Linked DNA regions of Homo sapiens: all the other regions are linked to region 3. A link is an interaction called in ENCODE POLR2A ChIA-PET data of the cell type or tissue named here. Cell type or tissue: Caco-2. All regions are shown on one strand. Region 1 overlaps ZBTB46 (zinc finger and BTB domain containing 46). Region 2 overlaps RTEL1 (regulator of telomere elongation helicase 1). Region 3 overlaps GMEB2 (glucocorticoid modulatory element binding protein 2).

Evidence for each region. Peaks named below come from ENCODE experiments on the same cell type or tissue, not always from the same donor. Only the 100,000 strongest peaks of a DNase experiment are listed, where the experiment ranks them.
Region 1: POLR2A ChIA-PET joins it to region 3 with 5 read pairs; 2 of 35 experiments call an interaction of 5 or more read pairs at or near these places.
Region 2: POLR2A ChIA-PET joins it to region 3 with 8 read pairs; 6 of 35 experiments call an interaction of 5 or more read pairs at or near these places.

Annotation. Positions count from the first base shown.
Region 1 is chr20:63,758,591-63,762,590 of GRCh38, forward strand. The region is part of intron 3 of ZBTB46 (zinc finger and BTB domain containing 46); the gene reads right to left. Among named protein-coding and RNA genes, the nearest start is that of ZBTB46-AS2, 17 kb to the left of the region's middle. In Caco-2, no CTCF peak of the experiment used is centred here; no DNase peak of the experiment used is centred here.
Region 2 is chr20:63,665,425-63,669,424 of GRCh38, forward strand. It overlaps RTEL1 (regulator of telomere elongation helicase 1), which reads left to right. Exons shown (of 35, transcript NM_001283009.2): 7 at 580-655; 8 at 2,045-2,129. It overlaps RTEL1-TNFRSF6B (RTEL1-TNFRSF6B readthrough (NMD candidate)), which reads left to right. Exons shown (of 38, transcript NR_037882.1): 7 at 580-655; 8 at 2,045-2,129. Among named protein-coding and RNA genes, the nearest start is that of RTEL1, 9.1 kb to the left of the region's middle. In Caco-2, no CTCF peak of the experiment used is centred here; no DNase peak of the experiment used is centred here.
Region 3 is chr20:63,588,246-63,592,245 of GRCh38, forward strand. GMEB2 (glucocorticoid modulatory element binding protein 2) reads right to left here. Exons shown (of 10, transcript NM_012384.5): 9 at 3,777-3,899; 10 at 1-2,484. The coding sequence ends at 1,844. Among named protein-coding and RNA genes, the nearest start is that of HELZ2, 16 kb to the left of the region's middle. RefSeq lists enhancers at 1-165, 2,083-2,252. In Caco-2, no CTCF peak of the experiment used is centred here; DNase peaks (open chromatin) are centred at 690, 942, 2,086, 2,435 and 2 weaker places.

The sequences.
Region 1 (4,000 bases), 170 kb after region 3:
TATCCTAGATCCTTTGCATCTCCAAATATATTTAGCAGTCAGTTTACTCACACACGCACGCGCACGGGCACTCACACACCCCTCTGCTGGGATCTTAACCAGAATTGTGCTGACCCAATATATCAACTTAAGGAGAGTCACATCTTTTTTTTTTTTTTTTTGAGACAGAGTCTTGCTGTCGCCCAGGCTGGAGTGCAGTGGTGCGATCTCAGCTCATTGCAAGCTCCGCCTCCCGGGTTCACGCCATTCTCCTGCCTCAGCCTCCCGAGTAGCTGGGACTACAGGCGCCCGCCACCACGCCCGGCTAATTTTTTTGAATTTTTAATAGAGACGGGTTTCACTGTGTTAGCCAGGATGGTCTCAAATCTCCTGACCTCGTGATCCGGCCGCCTCGGCCTCCCAAAGTGCTGGGATGACAGGCGTGAGCCATGGTGCCCAGCGGAGATTCACATCTTAACAATAGTGAGTCTTCTCCTCCATGAACATAGTATCTCCCTTCATTTATCATTATCTTCTTTAATTTCTCCCAGCAATATTTTATAGTTTTCTGTGTAGAGGTCTTTGCATATTTTTTGTTTAATTTATTCCTAGGCATTTGATGTCCTATAAAATGAAACTCTGTTATTTATAGAAATACAATTGACTTTTGTATATTGAGTTTCGTACATTGGCTGTATATCCAGTATATTTAATTATCCTGTTAAAAATCTAAGTTTCTAGATTCTTTTGAATGTTCTATATGCATAGTCATGTCACCTACAAATGATGCTTTTACTTATTCCCTTCCATTCATTTCTTTTTCTTTTTTTTCTTTAGTAAAGACAGGGTCTTGCCATGTTGCCCAGGCTGGTCTTGAGCTCCTGAGCTCAAGTGACCCACCCACCTCAGCCTCCCAAAGTGCTGAGATCACAGGCATGAGCCACAGTGCCTGGCCCCTTTCATTTATCACTGTATTGCACAGCTTGGGACAAGGGGTAGGACTCAGGGAGGAGGGGGGCAAGGGAGGTTCCTGACATGACACAAACATTAGGAAGGCAAGAGCTCTCAGGGGCAGCCCTGCACACACAACCCGGGCAGGATCTCCAGCCAACTCTGAATATAAGTGGTGACGATGGGCGTCTGTGTATCGTTCCCGTGCTCAGAGGCTAAGTCATCATGATTTCACAATTAACCAAAAGGTTAACTTTTTTTTTTGTAGATACTTTTTGTCAGATTTAGAACATTTCTTTATACTCCAATTTGCCGATTCTTATCACGAAGGCTACTGAATTTTATCAAAAGTGTTTCCTGCATTTATTGAGGTGATATAGCGGGTTCTCTCCTTTATTCGGCTAATGTGGTAAATTCTACACATTGATTCCAAACACTCACTTAACCTTGAGTTCTTGGAATGAGCCTGCGGACCATGCAACACGGTTCTTCCTCTGTCTCACTGGATTCAATTTGCTGGTATTTACTTTAATAGTTGCACATCTCTGCTGAGTGATAATTTCCTTTCTTGAAATGCCACGTCAGGCTCTGGGATCAAGACCATGCCAGCTTAGATAGGCTGGAGACTGTTCCTTTCTTCTAGTATTTGGAAGATATGTCTAACGTTGGCGTCATTTTCTTCCGTTAAAATTGGAAAGAATTCACTAGTAAAGGCACTCGCCCTGAAGCTTTCTCTGTGGGAAGGCTTTAAAGTTATTAATTCAATTTTCTCAGCAGATCATAAAACCATTGAGCTCTTCCTGTTTGCTCCAGTTTTGATAAATTCTGTTTTCCAGGAATTTTCCCATTTCCTCCAATGTGTCAAATATATTCGCATAAAGTTGTGTATAATAATCTTATCTATCCAATATCCGTTGATCACTTTTCACAGGAGTTATATCAGTGTTTTTGTTTTTTTTTTTTGAGACAGAGTCTCACTCTGTTGCCCAGGCTGGAGTGCAGTGGCACAATCTCGATTCACTGCAAGCTCCGCCTCCTGGGTTCTCCTGCCTCAGCCTCCCGAGTAGCTAGGATTACAGGCGCCTGTCACCACACCTGGCTAATTTTTTCTATTTTTAGTAGAGACAGGGTTTCACCGTGTTAGCCAGGATGGTCTCGGATCTCCTGACCTCGTGATCCGCCTGCCTCGGCCTCTCAAAGTGCTGGGATTACAGGCGTGAGCCACCGCGCCAGGCCGAGTTATATCAGTTTTATTATCTTTTCAACACACTGGCTTTGGGCATTGTTCACTTTCGGTTTTGGGGTTTGCCCAGGCTGGAATGCAGCAGTGCAATCATAGCTCACTGTAACCTTAAACTCCTTGGCCTCAAGCGAGCCTTCTGACTTAACCTCCCGAAGTGCTGGGATTACAGGTGTGCACCACCATGCCAGCTACACTGTTGATTTTTGTATGCCTGCTTTCTACTTCATTGATAGCTCTTTTTTTTTTTTTTTTTCAGATGGAGTCTCGTTCTGACATCCAAGCTGGTGTGTGGTGCCATGATCTCGGCTCGCTGCAACCTCCGCCTCCCAGGTTCAAGCAATTCTCCTGCCTCAGCCTCCCGAGTAGCTGGGATTACAGGCACCCACCACCATACCCGGCTAATTTTTGTATTTTTAGTAGAGACAGGGTTTCACCATGTTGACCAGACTGGTCTCGAACTCCTGACCTCAAGTGATTGACGCACTTCAGCCTCCCAAAGTGCTGGGATTACAGGCATGAGCCACCACACTCACCCTGATATCTATTCTTTATTTCCCTTCTGTTACTTTCTTTGGGCTTAATTTGCTATGCTTTTTCTTCTTGACAAAGAAATTTAGAACCTTTCTTCTGTCCTAATATATAACTAGAGCTGTAAGTTTCCCTTAAATATTGCTTTAGATGTGGGCCTAAAAGTTTTGATACAGCATTTTTTCATTATCATTCAGTTAAAAATATTTTGGCCAGGCACGGTGGCTCACACCTGTAATCCCAGCAGTTTGGGAGTCCGAGGCAGGTGGATCACAAGGTCAGGAGTTCGAGACCAGCCTGGCCAATATAGTGGAACTCTGTCTCTACTAAAAATACAAAAATTATCCAGGCGTGGTGGCCGGTGCCTGTAATCCCAGCTACTCGGGAGGCTGCAGCAGGAGAATCACTTGAACCCCGGAGGCAGAGGTTGCAGTGAGCAGACATCGCACCACTGCACTCCAGCCTGGGTGACAGAGCGAGACTCTGCCTCAAAAAAAAAAAAAAAAGTTTATCATTTCCATAGGGATTTATTCTTTGACTTGAGGGTTGTGTAAACGTATACTATTTGATTTGCAAGCATTTGGGGATATTCTAGTGTCTTCTTGTTACTGATTTCTAATTCCAGTTTGCTAAGGTCAGAGAATATACTCTCTGATTTCAATCCTTTGATATTTGTTGAACCTGAATTATGGCCCTGGTTGGTCTATTTTGGTAAATGTTTCCTGTCCATTTGGAATATCCTGCACTTTTGGTGTAACGTTCAAACTGGGCTAATTGTGCTGTTACAGCCAGTATCTCTATGAACACAGATGCAAGACTCAAACCAAACATTAGCTAACTGAATCCAATAATACAGAAAAAGAATAGCAGCTTGTGACCAGATGTGTTTATTTCCAGGAATTCAAGGTGAATTTAACATTTGAAAACTGTGTTCAAATATTCTCTATCCTTACTGAGATTTTGTTTGCTGTTCTATCAATTACTGAGATAAGTGTTTTAAAACCCCCAATTGTAATTGTGAAGTTATCTCTTTTTTTAGTTCTGCCAGCTTTTACCTCATGTATTTTAAAACTGAGCTGTTGCCGGGCACAGTAGCTCACACCTGTAATCCCAGCACTTTGGGAGGCCGAGGTGGGTGGATCACGAGGTCAGGAGATCGAGACCATCTTGGCCAACATGGTGAAATCCTGTCTCTACTAAAAATACACAAAAAATGAGCCAGGGTGGTGGCACGCGCCTGTACTGCCAGCTACTTGGGAGGCTGAGGCAGGATAATTGCTTGAACCTGGGAGACAGAGG
Region 2 (4,000 bases), 77 kb after region 3:
TTTCTGCCCGGGGCCTCTCCGCCAGTACAGGCAGTGTCCTTTGCCAGGGCTGCCATGCTGCAGAGGGGAGTGGGCCACTGTTTAGCCCAGGAAAACCTGGCTCTCCCTTAGCTGGAAGTTCTGGGCCTGTTGTGGTTGGCAGGGAAGCTGAGTGACGGTGCTAATCACAGGGGCACCTGCAGGGGTTTGTGGGAGATGCCTCTGTGGGTTGGGGCGATAGGCTGAGGGGCTGTTCTTCCCTGCCCTGAGGAGGGCTGAGTGTAGCCGCCACTCCTGTCCTGTCTTGGGCTGTCTCGGAGAGGATGCGTAGAACCCTCGGGATCCTGCTGGCCTCCGTCTGGTCCACCCTGAACCTCAGGCCTTCTGGGGGCAGAGGAGGATTCCCTCAGGATCACTCGGGTGGGGGCCTCTCTTGGGCACCTGAGACCCTCAGTGGGTGCTTTGTGGCGCGTTCACGGTTGGTGGGGGACGCCCAGCCCTGCCCGCCGTGTAGGAGCCGTTCTGTCCTGGGCATCCCCCTGTGGTCTGGGACTTAGTGGACCCTGAGGGTGTGTGTTTACCCCTGCCTCACACCTGCAGAAAAAAGCCTGGAGCAGGAGCTGGCCAGCCCCATCCTGGACATTGAGGACTTGGTCAAGAGCGGAAGCAAGCACAGGTGAGACCCCTCAGTGAGGCCACGACCACTGTCCTTCCATGGCCCAGCTCTCCTGTGACCTGTGGAGGCCCGGATATATTTCTTCACTTTTCTTTGTTCCTTTTTAAATTATGAAACTAACCACCATTCAGTACGAAAAAGTTTAAGCAGCTCTGAGGAAGATAGAGTAAAAAATTGTCTCCCTCTTCCCTGGCCCTCAGCCATCCCCGGTGGCCACCGTGGAGTGTGGACGGAGCCCTGCAGGCCTGTGTCTGTGCGGAAGCACGCGCAGTTTTGTCTGCACAGACTGTCCTGCAGTTGGCTGTTTTCACTCAGCGTTGTGGGTATAGCTTCCCATGCTGGTGCTGGCAGCTCGGCCTTGTTCTTTTGAGGACAGCAGATGTCTCCTATGTCTACCTCTTACAGCTTCAGAGATTCAAGTTATAATAAAGCTCTTCTTATATTGAGGGGGAAACCTCCCTCCCCCTTTTTTTTGAAACAGGGTCTCGCTCTGCTACCCAGGCTGCAGTGCAGTGTCACAGTCTTGGCTCACTGCAGCCTCAGCCTCCCAGGCTCAAGCGATTTTCCCACCTCAGCCTCCCAAGTAGCCGGGACTGCAGGCACACACCACCATGCCTGGTTAATTTTTGTATTTTTTGTACAGACAGGGTCTCACTCTGTTGCTCAGGCCAGTCTCCTGAGCTCGAGAGTTCCACCTGCCTTGGCCTCCCAAAGTGCTGGGATTACAGGCGTGAGACCCCATGCCTGGCCAGCTCTTTTTTTTTTTTTTTTTTTTTTTGAGACGGAGTCTCGCTCTGTCGCCCAGGCTGGAGTGCAGTGGTGCGATCTCGGCTCACTGCAAGCTCCGCCTCCCGAGTTCACGCCATTCTCCTGCCTCAGCCTCCCGAGTAGCTGGGACTACAGGTGCCCGCCACCACGTCTGGCTAATTTTCTGTATTTTTAGTAGAGACGGGGTTTCACCGTGTTAGCCAGGATGGTCTCGATCTTCTGACCTTGTGATCCGCCCACCTCGGCCTCCCAAAGTGCTGGGATTACAGGAGTGAGCCACCGCGCCCGGCCCAGCTCTGCTTTTTCTTAGTGGTTCTGCGTTGTGTTTGTTTCTATCCAGGAATAGGGTTGGTTTTACTTTTCCATCGAGTTTTTAAAGAGACGACGATTTACATGGTCGGAAACTCACGAGGACTCCCCATCCCTTGGTCGGAAACTCACATGGACTCCCCATCCCTTGGTCAGAAACTCACGTGGACTCCCATCCATCCCAGGCAGCAGCTTCCCACCTGGGCCCTACGTGCAGGATGAGGGCTCCTTCCGGGTCAGAAGACATGGCGGCCTCGGGGCACCGTCCCCTGCATGGGGTGCTCACAGGATCTTCTCCTCTCTCCTTCCCAGGGTGTGCCCTTACTACCTGTCCCGGAACCTGAAGCAGCAAGCCGACATCATATTCATGCCGTACAATTACTTGTTGGATGCCAAGGTGGGGGCTCAGTCCTGTAGCTGACGACTCCTGATGTCCAGGGGTGTCCCTGGGCTTGGGAACAGCTGTCCGAGCCTTTGCTGCTTCAGGGCCTTAGATCAGCAGGCCTGGGTGGGAGGACTCACCTCTGTCACTGGGCAGGGGCTCAACCTGGCCAGACACACTTGTGAGCAGCCCCAGGCCACAGGTCAGTTTTCTGAGCAGTCTGGGAGCGGGCAGGCTGGTGGGAGTGAGGAGAGACCTCCAGGCTGTGGTCCATAGGCCAGTGCCCGCTCTTGATCCTGACAGCTCAGGTTCTCTCCTTCACGTCAGGCCATGGGAGGCACCGAGAACACAGGAAGCCCACTGACTCCCCTCTTCCCAGCGCGTGCCCGGCCCCACACTCACTCCCCCTCCCAGCATGTGCCCGGCTTCACACTCACTCCCCTCTTCCCAGTGCATGCCCGGCCCCACACTCACTCCCCCCACAGCATGTGCCCGGCCTGACACTCACTCCCCTCCTCCCAGTGTGTGCCCAGCCCCACTCCCTTCCGCCCCGTGTGCCCAGCCCCACGCTCACTCCCCCCGCCAGCATGTGCCCGGCCCCACACTCAACTCCCCTCCTCCCAGTGTGTGCCCGGCCCTGCTGCCCTCCTCCCCATGTGCCCTGCTTTTGTGCCCCACACTTTTTACTTAGTGCAGGTGGGATCACACGCCACGGGTCAATGGTTTGTGTGTTCACGTGACGATGGCGTGGTGACGTTTCCAGATCCCGTCGTTGGTTCGCTCATTCTCGGGGTGTATATTTATTGAGAGCTCATCATGCTGGGTGCTATTCCAGGCATAGCAAGACTGGCTTCACTCACATGGAGCTTTGATTCTAGTGGTGGGGACAGGTGGACAGCAAAAGAGTAAGCACGTGAGCTGATGATACTGAAGGGAAATAGAGCAGAGGGAGGAGGCGGAGACCGAGCCAAGCGGGCCCAAGTGCGATGTCGGCGGGAGGTGGGGAATGCTGGTGGGTCTGAGGGGAGCCTCAGCAGGTGCAGCAGAGCAAGGGAAGAGGTGAGTGGGGGCGGCTGGGGGGCCGACTCCTGGGAAGCTGTAGCAGAACCCCACAGAGAGCTGGTGAGGTTTGCCGTGGTTGTGGGTGACTCGGTGCTTTGAGCCCTGGCTGCCCCTGGGAACCATCTGGAGAGCTTCTAACCCAACCAGGCCCCTCCCTGGGACAGTTATATCACAGCTGGTAAGCCGAGTCTAACACTTTCACGGAAACGCAGAAGATCTAAAACAGCAAGATGACCGTGAAGAAGAACAGAGCTGGAGGACTCACCTCGCTGGTTTCAAGACTCCTCTAAAGCTGCAGGAGTGGAGGTGGAGATGGCCCAGCTCAGGCACAGGCCTGCAGGCCATGGAGAAGGCAGCAAGCTCAAGCTGACCCACACGCATGTGGTCATTGTTTTTTTTTTCAGTTGGAATCTCACTCTGTCACCCAGGTTGGAGTGCAGTGGCACCATCTCGGCTCACTGCAGCCCCCGCCCCTAGGTTCTAGCGATTCTCCCACATCAGCCTCCCGAGTAGCTGGGATTACAGGCGTGCGCCACCATGCCTGGCCCTTGGTGATTGTTTTTTGACAAACATGCCAATTTAATTGAGAGAGGAAATGAAGGTTGATTTCTGGTTTTCTGAAAAAATGGTGCTAAGAACAGCTGGATATCTGTTCGGAAAACAGTGAATCTTAACTCTTGTTTTACCCTGTATAAACCTAAATGTAAAAGCTAAACTAAAAGTTATAGAAAGGAACATGGGGGAGGTCTTTGCAACTTTGGGGTAGGCAGAGATTTCTTAGTATGGATACACAAGGCACTAGCCATGAAGAAAAACATTAAAAT
Region 3 (4,000 bases):
CCCACTGGAAGTTCTGTTGACGAGGGCTGTCAAGGCAGACGCACTCGTGACTTTGACAAAGGGAAGCAGCTGGAAGGTTGCGGGTCCCAGGGTCACAGGCAGCTGTATTAGTGACAGGTTCTGAGCTGGTGGGTGGGGGCCGCAGGGCTCTCCTGACCCCCGTAGGGTCATACCGCTGCATGCTGCAGAACTCAACTAGAGTGGAAATGAGTTTAAAACGGAGTATGTACATCAAAAGATCAACATCACGCCGAAACCAGCTGACTGTGACAACAGCAAACAAAAATGTAACAGAGAAAACAAACAAGACACAGCCTCAGTAGCTTGACATGGGTGAGGGCAGCCAGGACAGGGCCCTGGTGACAATGGCGCAGAGGTGGGGTCTGGGCCGCTCACTGGACGGACAGCCAGCCAGTTCCCTTCGGAGCAGTGAAGTGGGACACAGGACCCTCGCATTGCGGGGCCTCAGACGGGCCTTCAACTGCCGACAGAATCAGCAGGAGCGTCCAGGGGAATCTGGCACTCAGGGTCCTCCCGGGACATGCCCTGTTGGAGACGGCAGGAGGCCTGGGCTGGCTGCTCCCTGAGATGCCTGCCCCAGGACCCTGGCCTGGAGGGGCCTCAGCCTGGTCTTCCTTGTGAGTCCAAGGCCAGGTCTCAGGACAGCCACAGACAGCCCTTCCAGACAGGCTCTGGGCTCCACCTTCGGCAGCTGCCCTGAGCAGCCCACCCGGGGCAGCCTCCTGAACACCCAGGGGCTCTCCCTTGGACAGAGACCACCAAGGGCCAGCCCAGGGGCTGCATGGGGGCCGGGGGCCAGGGAGCCAAGGGCTGTTCCGTGGCCAAGCAGCCCAAGCTGAAGGGCCCACATGGGAATCCTCGACCTCCATAGTGACTGGTTCTGTTTATGCCTCTGCCCCAGGACTGAAGCCCTAGGGACACACCTCATGGATCTCAGACCCCTGGGAGGGGCCGGCTCAGGGACAGGCTGCCCAGGACCTCCGCACCCGGTCAAGTGCACTCACAGGGGCTCAGGGGCCACCCAAAGAGCTAACTCGGGAAGCCTAGGCACTCACCATTATTTTGGTTGAAAATGCTATAAATCTGACTCTTCCTAGAAGCCTACTAAGCAATTCACTTAAAAACACCCTCAGTACATGTGCAACAATGCCTGGACCACGCCTCGTCTGTGCGGCCCCTGGGCCACCTGAGCACCGGCTGGGGGCGGGGGAGGCAGGCACCCATCAGGATCTGCACCCCAAGCTCCGGGTGCATGTTCCCAACTGGAGGAGAACGGGGCGCCAGCCACACTAAACCTACAGAAAACTGTGGGAAGAAACCAAATCCATAGGATCCAGAGGTTTCACACTTGGGCTTAGCTCCCAAGTCATGAGTTAGTAACGTCCCCAGGGACCTGGCTGGGTGCAGACATGGGGGCCTCGTGACCTGCTGCACCGCGTCCAGCACCTGCAGGGTCGCGCTCGGCACCTGGCTCTGCTTCCTCTGTCTCTGCTGCACCCAGGCTCCCCCTAGCCCCCGCCCACCTGGCTCCTGATCAAGGCCCAATGTGTAAACAGTATTAATAAGCAACAGATGGAAAAATATATTTCCCAAGAAAAAAGGGGGAGGAAACGTGGGACCTGAAGACCGATTTTCCAGGTTGCTCTCGCTGTTCTGTCCCCTTCTCTCTTCTCGTGATTTGTTTTGGCGATTCCTCTCTTTGGTTCTGCAGACCACGTGACCCACCTGCCCGAGCCAGCCCTGCGGCCTCTGCCCGCTCCCTGCTGCCGCGGCTGAGAGACAGCCAGCCCTGTCCGTCCCAGGGGCCTCGCCCTCCTGTCGGCTACTTCCGCTCGTGGTCCTCTGCCATGGCAGCCACCTCAATGGTGGCCGTGTGCTCCTCAGGCCCGGGGGCAGCCCCTGCGGGCACTGTCACAATTGTGCTGGAGCCAGGCGAGGCCTGGGCCACGTTCTGCAGGGTGGGGCCCAGGCCAGGCAACGTGAGCAGCTGTAGCGGGCTGACCACCTTGAACACCGTGCTACCGTCCTGCACGGCGGCCGTGCTCAGGACCGTGAGGCTGGACGCGTCCGGGTGGATCTCCACTGTGCTGGGGTAGGTGGAGCCGGAAGAGGCCAAGACTGTGTATCCCCCGAGCAGCGGGGAGGCCGGGGAGCTGGCGGGGGGCGCCTGAAGGGAACCCTTGCCCAGGACGGTGGACGGCAGGGTGGACACCACTTTACCAAGGGGCACGCTGGTCAGCTGGGGGACGGGCACGCCCGGGCCAAGCGCCAGCTGGGCAGACTGGGTGAGCACCTGCGAGGCCATGGCGGCCGGTCCTGATGTGGCACGTGCAAGCCGGGGCCGCTTCACAGGCGGTGGCAGGGAGACCGGCGTCAGCGTCATGAGCACGTTGCTGAGGTGCTGGGACTTGTGCTTCAGCTCCTTGGCTCGGCGACGATGCTCATCACACTGCTGCTCCAGGGCTGCAGGGAGGTACAGATGGCATCACACAGGGGACGGGGGCATGGATGGCGGCATGCAGGGGATGGGGGCAGACACGCCACACCATCTGGGTGGCCCCTGGGTCAGTGGCAACCCAGGTCTGCTCACCTGATGCCACAAACCCAGATGACCACATGGCCGCCAAAGGTGAGGTCTGTGGGAGACGGGGCCCAAGATGGCCCTCGGGGTAGACACCAGCCTGTGCTGACCCAGGGTCTGCACTGACCCGGGGCCTGTGTGCAAGCGTGGCAATCCCGTCTCAGACCCTCCTGCACTGACCCAGGGCCTGCGTGCAAGCGTGGAAATGCCGTCTCAGATCCCCGCATGAGCTTTCACACACCCAGCGTGGAAAGTTGCTCTTGTGACATATTAAGAGAGAGAGGAGGAAAAGCAGCACATGTGGCACATGTGTTTAAACATAAACATGCACACACACATGCAGAGTGCACACACACAATGAACACAAACAGTGAACACACAAAGTGAAGAGTGAACACACAGTGCACACACACTGAATACACACACACTGAACACAGTGAACACACACACTGAATACACACACATTGAACACACAGTGAACACGCAGTGAACACACACACACTGAACACACACACAGTGAACACACAGTAAGCACAGACCCCAAGAGGAGCATGGAGGAAACGCACCAATATCAGGGGCTTGAGCTCTGAGCGGGGTCAGGACCAGCCCTTCCCATTCTCTGTCATTGTTTTTTTTTGAGACAGGGTCTCGCTCTGTCACCCAGACTGGAGTGCAGTGGTGTGATCTCAGCTCCCTGCAACTTCCACCTCCTGGGCTCAAGCAATTGCCTGCCAGCCTCCCGAGTAGCTGGGATTACAGGCACACACCACCATGCCCAGTTTTGTTTTGTTTTTTTCAGCAGAGATGGGGTTTCACCACGTTGGCCAGGCTGGTCTCAAACTCCTAGCCTGAAGTGATCCGCCCGCCTCGGCCTCCCAAAGCGCTGGGATAACAGGCGTGAGCCACCGCGCCTGGCCTCTGTCATTTTCTCTTAAATAACTACTTGGTTCATCACAGAAATGCCGGTAAATGTAAGCTTAGTGCAATGGAGAGGTCTGACTACCTCACTTAAGCTTCAGGTTGTTTTCCTCGCACAACAGCAGTGCGGAGAAGCTCGCCGTGGTGGCGGTGACTCCAGGAAGTGCAGGTGGATGCACAGCCGTGGGGTGAGCCCGTGGGCTCCAGGTCCTCAGCCTACCGCCCAGGGGACGGGACGGGGGTGGTCTCAGCATACCTGCCAGGTCCCGGGCGTACTGCTCCCGCGAGCGGTCCATCTGGCACTTGTGGCTGGCCAGCACCTTCTTCACCAGGTCCAGCATGCCGAAGTTCTGCACGATGTTGTTGAGAAGTACAGCATCTTAAAGGGTAACGCGGACACTCAGTGAGAGCCCAAGCCCTTCCTAGAGAGCCACGCGGACGCTCGGTGAGAGCCCGGGACCTTCCTAGAGAGTCACGTGG